Regions from separate parts of the Homo sapiens genome. Here all the other regions are linked to region 3. A link is a contact called in ENCODE Hi-C or POLR2A ChIA-PET data. All regions are on one chromosome and are shown on one strand. Each heading gives the region's core, a stretch centred on a gene start or an enhancer-like site at or near the end of the contact. The rest is flanking DNA. Distances are from core to core; before and after follow the strand shown. Region 1 holds the start of SLC35H1 (solute carrier family 35 member H1). Region 2 overlaps LOC101927200 (a long non-coding RNA gene). Region 3 holds the start of SYS1-DBNDD2 (SYS1-DBNDD2 readthrough (NMD candidate)). Region 4 holds the start of OCSTAMP (osteoclast stimulatory transmembrane protein).

The links. Hi-C counts contacts between places; a loop is a spot of excess contacts on that map. ChIA-PET counts read pairs that join two places held with the same protein, here RNA polymerase II (POLR2A). Pooled maps may share reads with other maps.
Region 1: a map with no recorded cell type shows a loop between it and region 3 (8-fold over the local background). The contact joins the promoter of SLC35H1 here to the promoter of SYS1-DBNDD2 in region 3. A Hi-C loop is called at or near these places in 1 of 37 single-sample maps with no recorded cell type and 11 of 50 pooled maps. POLR2A ChIA-PET finds 5 or more read pairs at or near these places in 2 of 52 experiments (A549 and Caco-2).
Region 2: a map with no recorded cell type shows a loop between it and region 3 (7-fold over the local background). The contact joins the enhancer-like site here to the promoter of SYS1-DBNDD2 in region 3. A Hi-C loop is called at or near these places in 2 of 37 single-sample maps with no recorded cell type and 2 of 50 pooled maps.
Region 4: a map with no recorded cell type shows a loop between it and region 3 (5-fold over the local background). The contact joins the promoter of OCSTAMP here to the promoter of SYS1-DBNDD2 in region 3. A Hi-C loop is called at or near these places in 1 of 37 single-sample maps with no recorded cell type and 4 of 50 pooled maps. POLR2A ChIA-PET finds 5 or more read pairs at or near these places in 1 of 52 experiments (activated CD4-positive, alpha-beta T cell).

Annotation. Positions count from the first base shown.
Region 1 is chr20:46,363,175-46,366,232 of GRCh38, forward strand. SLC35H1 (solute carrier family 35 member H1) reads right to left here and starts at 1,251. Exons shown (of 10, transcript NM_015945.12): 1 at 1,197-1,251. It overlaps LOC124904917 (a long non-coding RNA gene), which reads left to right and starts at 1,365. Exons shown (of 3, transcript XR_007067614.1): 1 at 1,365-1,546. ELMO2 (engulfment and cell motility 2) reads right to left here. Exons shown (of 22, transcript NM_133171.5): 22 at 2,876-3,058. RefSeq lists a silencer at 972-1,391.
Region 2 is chr20:43,751,190-43,754,114 of GRCh38, forward strand. All of the region lies in intron 1 of LOC101927200 (a long non-coding RNA gene), which reads left to right. Among named protein-coding and RNA genes, the nearest start is that of GTSF1L, 26 kb to the left of the region's middle. RefSeq lists enhancers at 274-473, 664-733, 1,234-1,313. Within about 2 kb of position 1,479, at least 3 of the 41 ENCODE cell types and tissues checked have a DNase peak (open chromatin) inside an H3K27ac peak, as active enhancers do.
Region 3 is chr20:45,361,587-45,364,695 of GRCh38, forward strand. It overlaps SYS1-DBNDD2 (SYS1-DBNDD2 readthrough (NMD candidate)), which reads left to right and starts at 1,583. Exons shown (of 6, transcript NR_003189.2): 1 at 1,583-1,729; 2 at 1,943-2,107. SYS1 (SYS1 golgi trafficking protein) reads left to right here and starts at 1,570. Exons shown (of 4, transcript NM_033542.4): 1 at 1,570-1,729; 2 at 1,943-2,107. The coding sequence starts at 1,946. It overlaps LOC124904914 (a long non-coding RNA gene), which reads right to left and starts at 1,782. Exons shown (of 2, transcript XR_007067609.1): 1 at 1,482-1,782; 2 at 770-1,240. RefSeq lists an enhancer at 1,300-1,739.
Region 4 is chr20:46,549,224-46,552,152 of GRCh38, forward strand. It overlaps OCSTAMP (osteoclast stimulatory transmembrane protein), which reads right to left and starts at 1,431. Exons shown (of 3, transcript NM_080721.3): 1 at 1,294-1,431. The coding sequence starts at 1,337.

The DNA.
Region 1 (3,058 bases), core at 1-2,500, 1.0 Mb after region 3:
TGGACTCCTTATTGGTCTTTTTTGCTGGCACCTTCTTGTCAACTCAATCTATAAAAATTGGGTGCCTAAAGCTTGGAACCTGGCTTCTCTTCTCTCTTAAATCTTACCCTACATAATCTCATCCTACCCAATCCACTTGCCAATGATTTCTAAATTCTTTACATCAGCCCTGACCTTTTCTGTATCAGACTCATATATCTAACTGCCTATTTGGTAGCTGCACTCCAAATATCTAAAACTTAAGATGCCCTAAGAAGATTTCGTAATTATTTCTCACGCTCCCAATCTATCCCAAAGTCATTTAGTAAATGCCAGCATAATACACTTGGTTACTTAAGCCAAAACCAAAAATCTATGATGAAGTCATCTTTGACCACTTATTTCTGTCATTTCTCAAATCCTGCCCTGTCAGTTCCACTTTCAATACACTTCTTGACCCCTCTACTTCTCTTCCTCTCCATTCCCACTACCACAGTCTAAGCCACAATTATCTTTCACCTGCTGACTGCCACTGGTCTAACTGGTCTCCCTGTTTCCTCTTTCGCCCCTAAGGCCTGGAATCTATAAAGCAGCCAGAGAGATGGCACACGAAACAGATCATGCCCTAAGGCTAAGCCCAGCTCCTCAGCCTGGTCCACAAGGAAGGCCTCTGTAACCTCATTCTTCTGCCACTGGTCCCAGCACCCGCCACAGCGGCCCCCTGCCACGTGTCAAACACATCAAACCTGTGTTTTTCTTTACTTGCTGCTCTTCCTGCCTTCAGCTCCCTTCCGCAGACCTCCGCTTGGCTGAATACTTTCTCCAATGCCCCACCCCTCCCAATCCTCGTGGCACTCCCACCTCTGACGTTTCCTTGTTTGCTCACGTGTTTACTGCCCGCCCCAATCCCACCGCGGGAAGCAGCCCCTCAGAGGGCAGGGCCGTGTCCGATTCCGGCCCGGGTCCCGCACCCAGGACGTCGCAGGTGCTCAGGAAATACCAGATGAGCCGGCGTCCGGCAGGTGCCTTGCAGGAGGGCGCTTGGAGACCCCTGCCCCCTCCACAGACGGCGAAACTGAGGCCCGGGGAGGGGCAGGGGCGTGGCGTGCCCCATGTCAACCCGCGCAGATCCCGGGTGGGGAGCCCGCTTCCCTTCTCCAGCCCCGGCCCCCCAGCCTCTGGGAGTGCGCCGGGAGGCCGGCCGCACACCCACTCACCTCGGCCCTGGGAGCTCCAGGCCGGAATCTCCCCACCGGAAGTGCGAGGCCGGATGCCGCCGCCGAACCGCGGCACGGGCGGTAACTTCCGCCGGAAGCTACCCAGGGGCTGGGCGGAGCCGGGGCGAAAAGGCGGGGCGGGGCAGCACGGGGGCGGGGCGTCTGTTGTGGTCGGGTTCTGAGGTGGTCTGGTCTTTCTGAGGTACAGCGTAGTTTTGTCCTCCGCGAAGTCCCTCAGGCTCAGAGCACAGCCGTGTAATTGTCTGCGTCTCTCCCGCGCTCAATCAGGGGCTTGCTTTGGAACCCCGGTGCCTGCTAGTGTTCTGCATACAGTGAGCATCCAAAAAATGGTAACTTGTTTACTTTTACTGAACAAATTGTTTTTCTTATGTCCAGTCTAATGCTGGGCAACCATGGAATGAACCACGAAGATAAGTATCTCATGGGCTTTTTCTTCTGGGAGCTCAGGCCAGCTGGGGCCATTACAACTTAAAACTTGGGCGATCCAGAAGTAATACGAAACATTTGTGAAATATTTTCTGTATGAAACTTTCTAAGAATTATCTCAACTTCAATAGGTTGAGTAGGGAGAGAGCATCCCAGATAGAGGAAATGGGAGAATCCTAAAGGAGGGTGAGAAAGCTCCAGCCGTGCCTGGGGCTCACAGGTTGTTTGTAACTGTGGTGGTTAAAGTAGCCAAGAGGCAGGTTGCAGTGGCCCCAAAATGCCAGCCTAGGGAGTTCAGATTTTCTTCATCTTGCGGGATGGATTAAAAGGGCAGCATTTGCAGTCAAGAACATTAGGCCAGGGCAAGCTAGGGTTGCACATTCAGACCCAGTTTTGTGCCTTTCGCCCTCCTCTAGCCTCCTCCTGGGCTCTCTGGCAGTAAGACCAGCTGCAAACATGGATCCTTACAAGTGACTCAGCTGGGATCCCTGGCCCCTCTGAACAGAAGGCTCAAGGCCAGAGTGTAAGCAGTGTTTTATGCAAACTGCGGCTGTCACCGCCGCCAGCTGGCATCATGCAGGCATTAGTTCATTCAGTGCTTACCAAGCACCTACAATGGTACCCATCACTGCCCAAGGTCTTGGCTTTATTCAGTCCTCAGGCTTGTATTGCATGCACTTTCTATGCCTTTTGAAAGAGCCTGTCCTCACACCCTTCTCTCTCAGAGGCAAGAGATCTATTTTCATCACCACCCTCATTTAAGTCTCCCAGCTACCAAGGCCAAGGTTTGGAGCAACAGCCTAAAACACCAGCTGGAAGGCTGGGCACTATGCACAGGCAACACACAGGGTAAAGAGCGTGTCTTCTTTGTAAGGCACAAGTACTCGAGCTGTTCCCTGGCTGTGTCCCTGGCAGGGAGAAGAGGGAGGATGTGTTCATGGGGGTGTACAGTATGCCTTACCTTGCTGTACCCAGCAGGGTTGAGCAGAAAACGCTTCGTCCCAGTGCAGCAATCTGTGAACACTCTTAACCAGCAGGTGTGTGTCTGTGTGTGTGTATGTGTGGGAGGAGCGAATGATGAGGAGGAAGGGACTCTTGGAAGGTGACTAAGGGCTCCAGCTGGAGCTCTCCAGAGTCTCCCAGATACATGGAGATCAAGTCTTGTCAAGGTGAAATCTTCACCATTGGGCAGGGGGCAAGTACAGACAAACAGCTGTTAACAGGAACCACAGTTTGTACATGAAAGAGTATTTATTGAAAACATGGTTACTGACAGGAAGCTCCTGGCTGCTCTCTGGTTACAATCTTGGCTCACAACTGGAAGTGTTACATACTTTTTACTTCCCCTCAATTTTATTTTTCCCCAAGGTTCCATCCTAAGATAGGTAGATCTTATATAAATATATATACACGTC
Region 2 (2,925 bases), core at 229-2,728, 1.6 Mb before region 3:
TCTGGGCAGAGGGTACAGCCTGGTTAGAGAGCTGTGGGGAAGCACTGGGCAACTGCGGGGACCAGAGCTGTCTTGGCCACCTGCAGGGACCAGCTGAGAAGTGTGTTTAACCACAGTGAACATTACCGTTGGCATCGCTGTCTTGTTGAAAACAAAGTGAAATTGGAGAACATACTGTTGTCTTGAACTAGGCCAAGATGACTAATTATTAGACTCACTTTTGAAAGGTTACCATATACAGACATGCGCTGAGGTGGAGAGAGGAGAGTTTGGAAATCTGATTCATTCTGAAACCCCAATAGATGGAACTCTTGCTCAGTTTCTGAGCATAATGACTGTGAACATTCGGTTTAACGCAGCTGTCACCACAGGCAAGGTGCAAAACAAAATGTTTCGTACCAGCTCCTTGGAGTGTCATGGGGCAGCTCATGGCAGCCCTGGGGAGATCTCTGCTAGATGGTGAAGGGTGTGCAACGTGGGTGCTGGTGTTGGGGAATTGAGGGGACGCCAGACCTCAAATCTGGGATCTGAGTCTGAGGGATGGCTTTGCCACAAGTGGACCATGTGGCTTAGGTTAACTTCCTCCTTTCTTTGGGCCTTAGTTTCCTCATCTGGAAAATGAAGGGCTAGACCAGATGCTCTCCAAGAACTTCTCTAGTTTTGTTGTTCTATGGCCTTTGCTGGTGGTGTGACTTTGGATGTTACCTTCAGCTCCTGGGTTTTAGTTTCCTTTTGAGCATTTTAGAGTTCCCCAAGAGTGTTGGTTTATTTCACTCCCCATTTGCTGCCCCCACCAATGAAGTCTAGCGACTCGAAATCTCCTTCTCCAGACTCCACTGAGAACAAACCACCCTAGTTCCTTGCCCTGTGGGTCAGTGGTTTAATCTGGGGATGCGTGAGTCCCTTGGTCCTGTCTGGAGATGCATAAATCCACTGTGGCCCGATGTGGGGATTCCAAGTCCTTGAGGTCTAATCTGGGGATGCATGTGGTCCAGTACTCACAGACCCAAGGGGGCCTGAAGGCACCTGGACCCTTCAGGAAGTCCTGTCTCTGGGACTTACAAGGGAACATTCGTGAAGCTGGTATCAGGGCTGAACGTGGATTGGGGCTTTCTGAGGGCCAAGTGCAGGCACTCATTTCCTTCTCACATTATTCCCACCTCTGAGGGGCAGAGGGTCTAAGTAATTTTCCCAAGGCCACACAGGGAGCAAGGGGCAGAGGTGGCATGTGTGCCCAAGCCTGTTTGATTCAAACTGTCGTTAACTTTGGAAACTGACCCCACCATCTCATTTATTTCTCACAACAAATACATCCATTAACAGGTATCAAGGCTTAGAGGCTTCATAGCAAAACAGAGTGGAGACCTGGTAGGTAAGCAGGCAGCTTCCAGATTTCTCCACCCAGCCCCCACTTCCTGGCCAGGAACTGGAGGCAGGGAAGTTCCATTGCCCATATAGCTGCATGACTTTTCATTTGCCCGTTCCTGTGGTCAGACTCAGTGGTGTGAGACTTCCTGTGGTTGAGCCGAGTGATGCAAGAACGTCGCTGTGCAGGGCTGTGGTCCTACACCGTCCACTTTATTGGTTGTCTAAGACATCTTCAATGGTAAAATGGGAAAGGCATAGTTTTTGTCCTGAACGTTGTCCTTACACCTAAGCCAGACTTGATCAGATGCCACATGGGGCGTATCCTCCTGAGCATCCCACGTCTACCGCCTGCCTTGGATGTCTGACATCAAGTATGTAAGTGCTTGTGTCTGGACCTGAACTTCACTCCAAATAGCGGGGTTGGCTACAGGTCAGTTACCCATGTGAGATTATAGTGCCCTGACTGGTTATTCTTTTTTTTTCTTTTCTTTTCTTAAGACAGGGTCTAGCTCGGTTGCCCAGGCTGCCGTGCAGTGGTGTGATTGCTCTGCCTCCTGGGCTCAAGCCATCCCCCCACCTCAGCCTCCTGAGTAGCTTGAACTACAGGCATGCACCACTGTGCCAGCTAACTTTTGCATTTTAGTAGGGATGGGGTTTTGCTATGTTGGCCAGGCTGGTCTTGAACTCATGGCCTCAAGTGATCCACCCACCTTGGCCTCCCAAAGTGATGAGATTACAGGCGTGAGCCACTGTGCCTGGCCACCTGACTGGTTATTCTTATCAAGATGAGAACAGAACTGAAATTGAACATAAGCCACCATTAATTATCATCAGTAATGTATTTAAGAATATAAGGCATAATTTTAAGTTACACTAAAATAAATATAAATGGCTTGACACAAGTAAACGTTCTTGCTCAACCCTTGATACCCTCTAGGGATGGATCTGAAGATCCATCCCCTAGACACATGAATATGATTTTTCAAATCATTATTATTACAGTTTTATAGAGACAGGGTCTTACTCTGTTGCCTAGGCTGGAGTACAGTGGTGTGACCACGGCTTACTCCTGGGCTCGAACTCCTGGGCTCCAGAGATCCTCTGTATTCATCTGTTCTCGCACTGCTGTAAAGAAATACCTGAGACTGGGTAATTTATAAAGAAAAGAGGTTTAATTGCCACATGATTCTGCAGGCAATACAGATGCTGGCATCTGCTTGGCTTCTGAGGAGGCCTCAGAAAGCTTCCAGTCATGGTAGAAGGTGAAGGAGAAGCACACGCATCGCATGGCCAGAGTAGGAGTGAGTGGAAAATGGGGCACTGCTACACACTCTTTTTTTTTTTTTTTTTTGAGGCAGAGTCTTGCTCTGTCACCCAGGCTGGAGTGCAGTGGCGTGATCTCAGCTCACTGCAAGTTCCGCCTCCTGGGTTCACGCCATTCTCCTGCCTCAGCCTCCCAAGTAGCTGGGACTACAGGCGCACACCACCACGCCCGGCTAATTTTTTGTATTTTTGTAGTAGAGACGGGGTTTCACCGTGTTAGCCAGGATGTTCTTG
Region 3 (3,109 bases), core at 333-2,832:
TCCCGAGTAGCTGGGACTACATGCGCCTGCCACCAGGCCCGGCTAATTTTCTGTATTTTTAATAGAGATGGGGTTTCACCATGTTAGCCAGGATGGTCTTGAACTCCTGACCTTGTGATCTGCCCGCCTCAGCCTCCCAAAGTGCTGGGATTACAGGCATGAGCCACTGTGCCCAGCCTAAGTTTTTTTTTTAATGAGAAAATAATTACTGGAAGGTAGATTAAATGGTGGAAAACGTTAATCATGTCCAACTCCTCATTTCATAAACAGGGAAGCTGAGGTTTAAAGAAGGAAGTGGCTTGCTGGTCACACTGGGTGGCATAGCTGGCCCTAAAACCCAAATTCTTTTCCTGGAACAACTTACTTCCCGTCTTTCCACTTCAGAGAGGGGGAACCTAGGATCAATGAAGTTGATGGGTTTTCGTCTGCTGGAGTAGGAATAAGTGAGTTATCGATTTGCTCTTGCTTTTTCTGTTCTTAACTCATTCAGCAAATATTTACTGACTGTCCACTATTCGGATTTGGAAGATAGATAAAACAGTCATGGCAGCAGAGAGGGTCAGGATTTACTCCTATGTGCGACTTCAGAACCTGTGCCTTTTTCCACTGGACACCCACATTTTAAAACACCCACTACTCTGCCTTCTAATATAGTTCATCTGTGTCTCAGGGCAGGGGCTGTCTTATATATACATGTTCTAGCCTTCCTGCCACCGAGTAGGTGCGAAATCAATGTTGTAGTGTTGAGGAAACACTTGAATTTTATTTATTTATTTATTTATTTATTTATTTATTTAGAGACGGAGTTTTGCTCTTGTTGCCCAGGCTGGAGTGCAATGGCGTGATCTCGGCTCACTGCAACCTCTGCCTCCCGGGTTCAAGCAATTCTCCTGGCTCAGCCTCCCGAGTAGCTAGGACTACAGGCGTGCGCCACCACGCCCCGCTAATTTTGTATTTTTAGCAGAGACGGGGTTTCTCCATGTTGGTCAGGCTGGTCTCGAAACACCGACCTCAGGTAATCCGCCCACCTCAGCCTCCCAAAGTGCTGGGATTACAGGCGTGAGCCACCGCGCCCGACCAACACTTGAATTTTAATACTTACTTTGCTACTAACTGTGTCGTTGAAACAGTATGTTGCTTTCCTTCTCTGGCCCTTAGCTTAACTATCTGTACAGCGGGAACATTGGCAAACTCCTACGTGGAGGAGCTTGCAGGTCCACTTCAAGTTATCAGACTCTAACTAGGAGAAAACATTGAGAATTTAGGCTGAAAATAACGACACAGTTTATCACCTCGTTAATTCCCAAACATCATTACCGCGTCCTAAGCCACCCCACTTGCCTCTCCCCTAGCCGCCTTCCTTTAAAAAAAGAATTCCCCTCTAGAGGGCGCGCAAGCTCTGCGGCCTTCGTTCCTCTCTTCCGTTTGCCTTCACTCTTCCTTCTGCGCATGTGCTCAGTTCGCTATCCGGCTGCTTGTACCTGGTTCAGGAGGTTCAGGCAGAGGTTGCACCCACTACGCCTGCGCAACCTCAGCCCCGCCCCTCCGCTGCTTTCCCCGGAAACGTTTCTTTCCTACGCAGCCGCTCCTGCCGCCGTGGTCGCTGGAGCTTTGCCTCTCTAGGCCGGCAGCGCCTCTCCTCCATGGTCCTGTCTGTCAGCGCTGTTTTGGGAGCCCGCCGGTGAGGCCGGGCCACGCTCAGACACTTCGATCGTCGAGTCTGTCACTGGTGAGTAGACCCCAGAGGAGCTCGTGTACGGGCGGGGGCCGCGCAGGCGGAATGGGCTGGATTTCCCCTCACTCTGAGAATGGGTCTGTCTGCCCCGCCTTCCCCCTGACTCTTGGAATGGGCTCACCCCTTGGTTCCAGTCCCTCCTCCCGGGCGGGGCGACGTTGCCATGGAGACAGGCCGCTGGCTGAGGCCCGGCTCGTGTCCCTGCAGGGCATGGCGGGTCAGTTCCGCAGCTACGTGTGGGACCCGCTGCTGATCCTGTCGCAGATCGTCCTCATGCAGACCGTGTATTACGGCTCGCTGGGCCTGTGGCTGGCGCTGGTGGACGGGCTAGTGCGAAGCAGCCCCTCGCTGGACCAGATGTTCGACGCCGAGGTAGGGTCCCCGGACTGGGGCGGGTGGGGTCTCGGCCTCCCCGAGTAGGCTTTGTGGTCCATCACTACTGTGCTGTAGACGTGGCTGGGTCACCTTCTTTCTTTGTAGCCCTGGGAAAGGGATTTCACCTTTCTGAGCCTCAGCTGCCTCATCCATAAAATGGAATGACAGCAGAGGCTGATTAGTACAAAGAAAAGGGCCTGGATGTTAATACAATAAACACGTCTGTGTTCCAGGCAACTCTGATACATTTCCTTTCTGATACTCTGGGAAAGTGACTTGATTTCTCTGAGCTAGGTTCTCAGGTGCCACATCGGAGAGAGGGGTGGATAAAAGAGCATTCGTGCGGGTACAGTGGAAACTGCCTGGACTTTGGGGTCAGACAGGCGTCCGTTTAAGATCCACTTACTAGCTGTGTGACCTGGGGCAAATGTCACCTCTGTGAACTTGTTTTCCTGTCTTCAAAACCATGAGACTAGTTGCAGAGAGGTCGTGGACTGCAATATAAAGAGCATGTGCTTTGGGTTCAGAAAAGCAAGGGTTCAGTCTAGGCCTAAACATATAAAACTAGCTGTGGGACCTTGGGCAAGTTGCTTCCCCTTTCTGAGCCTTTTCTGAAAAGTGGGCCGGATGCTCCTACCATGTTGCCCTCAACAAAATGTTACAAGGCCCAGAGGGGTTTAGGAATAAGAAGGTACTTTGTAAAGTGTAAAGGAGGCCTATAAGTTGTTACATCTAAGAGGCAGCTGTGGCGTGGTGATGAGCACAGTTCTTTTTTTTTTTTTTTTTTTTTTTTGAGACGGAGTCTCCCTCTGTCGCCCAGGCTGGAGTGCAGTGGCAGGATCTCGGCTCACTGCAAGCTCCGCCTCCCGGGTTCACGCCATTCTCCTGCCTCAGCCTCCCAAGTAGCTGGGACTACAGGCGCCCGCCACTACGCCCGGCTAATTTTTTGTATTTTTAGTAGAGACGGGGTTTCACCGTTTTAGCCGGGATGGTCTCGAT
Region 4 (2,929 bases), core at 181-2,680, 1.2 Mb after region 3:
TGTAAAGAAGTTTACACAGGGTCTGGCACAGAAGAGGGATCCTATAAAACTGCACCACTTGTTACTCTGATGATACTTATGTCAACGATGTAAATGTTTCACTCGAGTCTCCTCTGTGCCCAGGCTCTGTGCTGACCCCTGTGGACACAAAGATGAATTAAGTCCTGGTCCCACTAAAGGAGTTCACAGTCTAATTGAGGAGACTTAAATAGACCATTAGAGTTTAAGTTCATTAACAAAGAATTCTGAGCATAGTATGCCTGGGCCTGGACTGGGGTGGGATAGATGGAGAGTGACCCAGTTTTACCTGGGAGTCAGGAAGGCTCCCTGGAAGAGGTGACATTCCAGCTGGGGGTGGAAGGACAAGTGTCAGTTTGTGGGTGAAGAAGGGAGTTGGACATCCCTGACAGAAGGAACAGCGTGTGCAAAGGTCCTGTGCTCTGACCATCGGGAAATAGGGAGTTGGGAGAACCAGAACAGTGGGAAGCTGAGATGCAGTGAGGCCTGTGGGGCTGGAGTGAAGGTCACAACCTTGAAGCCCTAAAGGCTGAATCATATGCAAATGTGCCTTATTGTGGCCCACTCTGTGTGTGTGTGTGTGTGTGTAAGCTGCCCCCATTTGGAAATAAGGAAGTTTCACATTAAAATCTGGGTTTCCAGCTTTTCTTGAGAGATAAGAAGATCTGGGTTAGAGCTCCCACCTTTGCAACAGGTAGCTGGAGCTGAGTATCCACTACCCACCTTTGACAGGGGAGCAGCCCTGCAGACTGCATCCTGCTGATCAATGAACGGGTCCGTCTGCACACCCAGGTGGCCTTCCACAGGTGCAACCCCTTCCCAGCTCCCGAAGGCATTTGAATTTGGGACTAAACACCCCCTTCTACTATATAATTAATATTTGGAACACAGTAGCTTTTGGAATAATAGCTAATAATAAAAACAATTTTAAGGATTGAAAGCCAGTCCTAAGTCATATTGGATGACAATTCCTGCACGGGGTATTGAAAATGGCAAGGAAACTAGCTGCTGTTTAGTGAGTGCTTCCTCTGAGCCAAGCAGGTGCCAAGTACTAAGCATGTGTTTTCTCATTCAATTCTGGCAACAGTCTTGTAGATGTCATTATTACTTCCATTTCACAGATGGGGAACTGAGGCTCACAGAGAACTGAGGATTTGCCTAAGGTCACATAGCCAAGGAATGGCAGAGCTGAAGATTTGGGTTCATATCCATCACCCCCAATGGCTGACTGTTTTCTCACCTGTAGCCCTCAGTGTCCAAAGTCCCCAGACCTACCCGGTCTTGACAAGTTGCTCAGCTGCTCCTGGGTGGCCTGGCATGCTGTCCAAATGGCAGTGGTTTCAGGCGGGCGGTCGCTGGCAGCTGTGGCAGGTGGAGAGGAAGTGGGGGAATCGCTGGGACTTGGGAATCCCTGCCACTTCTGCTTTTCCACTCTTTAATGAAGCTCTCCTGGCTGCCTTGTCCCGCCCTTTTCGGGGCCCACCTCCCAGAGGGTTGGGCAAGCTGCCTCATCCTCTGCCCACAAGCAAGAGCGGGTGGAAGGTGTGGGAAGAGGAAAAGACAGCCTTTTCCAAGCGATGTCTCTAATCTTGGTAGCAGGAAGGTAGAATTAGCCCCATTTTACAGAGAAGGAAACTGAGGCACAGAGAAACCATACAGCTTCCCTTTCCCTCCCACTCCATAGTTGTGTGCCCCAAGGGGAGCCTGATCCCTGCTCTTGGGACTCACAGGTGATAATCAGACCCCTGCCAAGTACTGGGAGCAGTGGCTCTGGTCTCCTTCCCCAGCCCCCTTCCTGTCTTTAGCCTGACTTGTACCTCGCTTCAAATCTCAGCTCTGTCCCTCCCTAGCTATGAGACCTTGGGCAGGTGACCTCATATCTCTCTGCTGGTTTTCTCCCCTTAAAAAAAGTTTAATGAGGCTGGGCACAGTGGCTCACATCTGTAATCCCAGCACTCTGGGAGGCTGAGGGGGGTGGATCACCTGAGGTCAGGAGTTTGAGATCAGCCTGACCAACATGGTGAAACCCTGTCTCTACTAAAAATACAAAAATTATCTGGTTTGTGGTGGTGCATACCTGTAGTTCCAGATACTCGGGAGGCTGAGGCAGGAGAATCACTTGAACCTAGGAGACAAGGTTGCAGTGAGCTGAGATCACGTCACTGCACTCCAGCCTGGGCACAGAGCGAGACTCCGTCTCAAAAAAAAATAGTTAATGAAAATAACAGTTAACATTTATTGAGCACTTACTATGTATCAGGCATTCTTCTAAACAATTTCTCTTCAAATTCACTGAACACTTACTTTGAACATCCCTTTATGGTAAAGATGTTATTTTCATTCTTCAGCTCAGAAAACTGAGACTCAGAGAGCTACGTCGCCAACCACGCCACTCAGCTATTAATGGTACTGCCGTGATTTCTAACCAGCGGGCTGGCTTCAGGGTATACCAGTTAGCCACTGGGCTCTGCTGCTGTGGAGGGGATAATTCACAGACCTCGTGATTACTTCATAGTACAGCTGGTACTGCAAATAGTAGGTACTCAATAATGTAAATTCCCCACGCACACCCTCTGCAGTTAGTGCCCTGCAGGTCTGCTTTCAGGCTGTCCTGAAAGCCAGTTCCTACCTGGAATGCAGACACCTCTCCAGCATCTCTGTACCCCATCACTCCCAGCAGGCCTCCCCTGAGCCCCCCAGGCTCCCCCTCTGTGGGATGGACCAGTAGGGGCACAGCCACTTTCCCTTATAAGGACATGTTGCCTGGGTCACTCTCAGGCCTGAAGGGGAATGTCCTGCGGCCTGGATAGGGGAAGTGACGTTCTTATAGTTACACAGCGATTGAATGGAATACCTGTGGCCAGAACCCTCAGAGGGCCTAACACACTTCCCAGACAGTGCACCCCTGCAG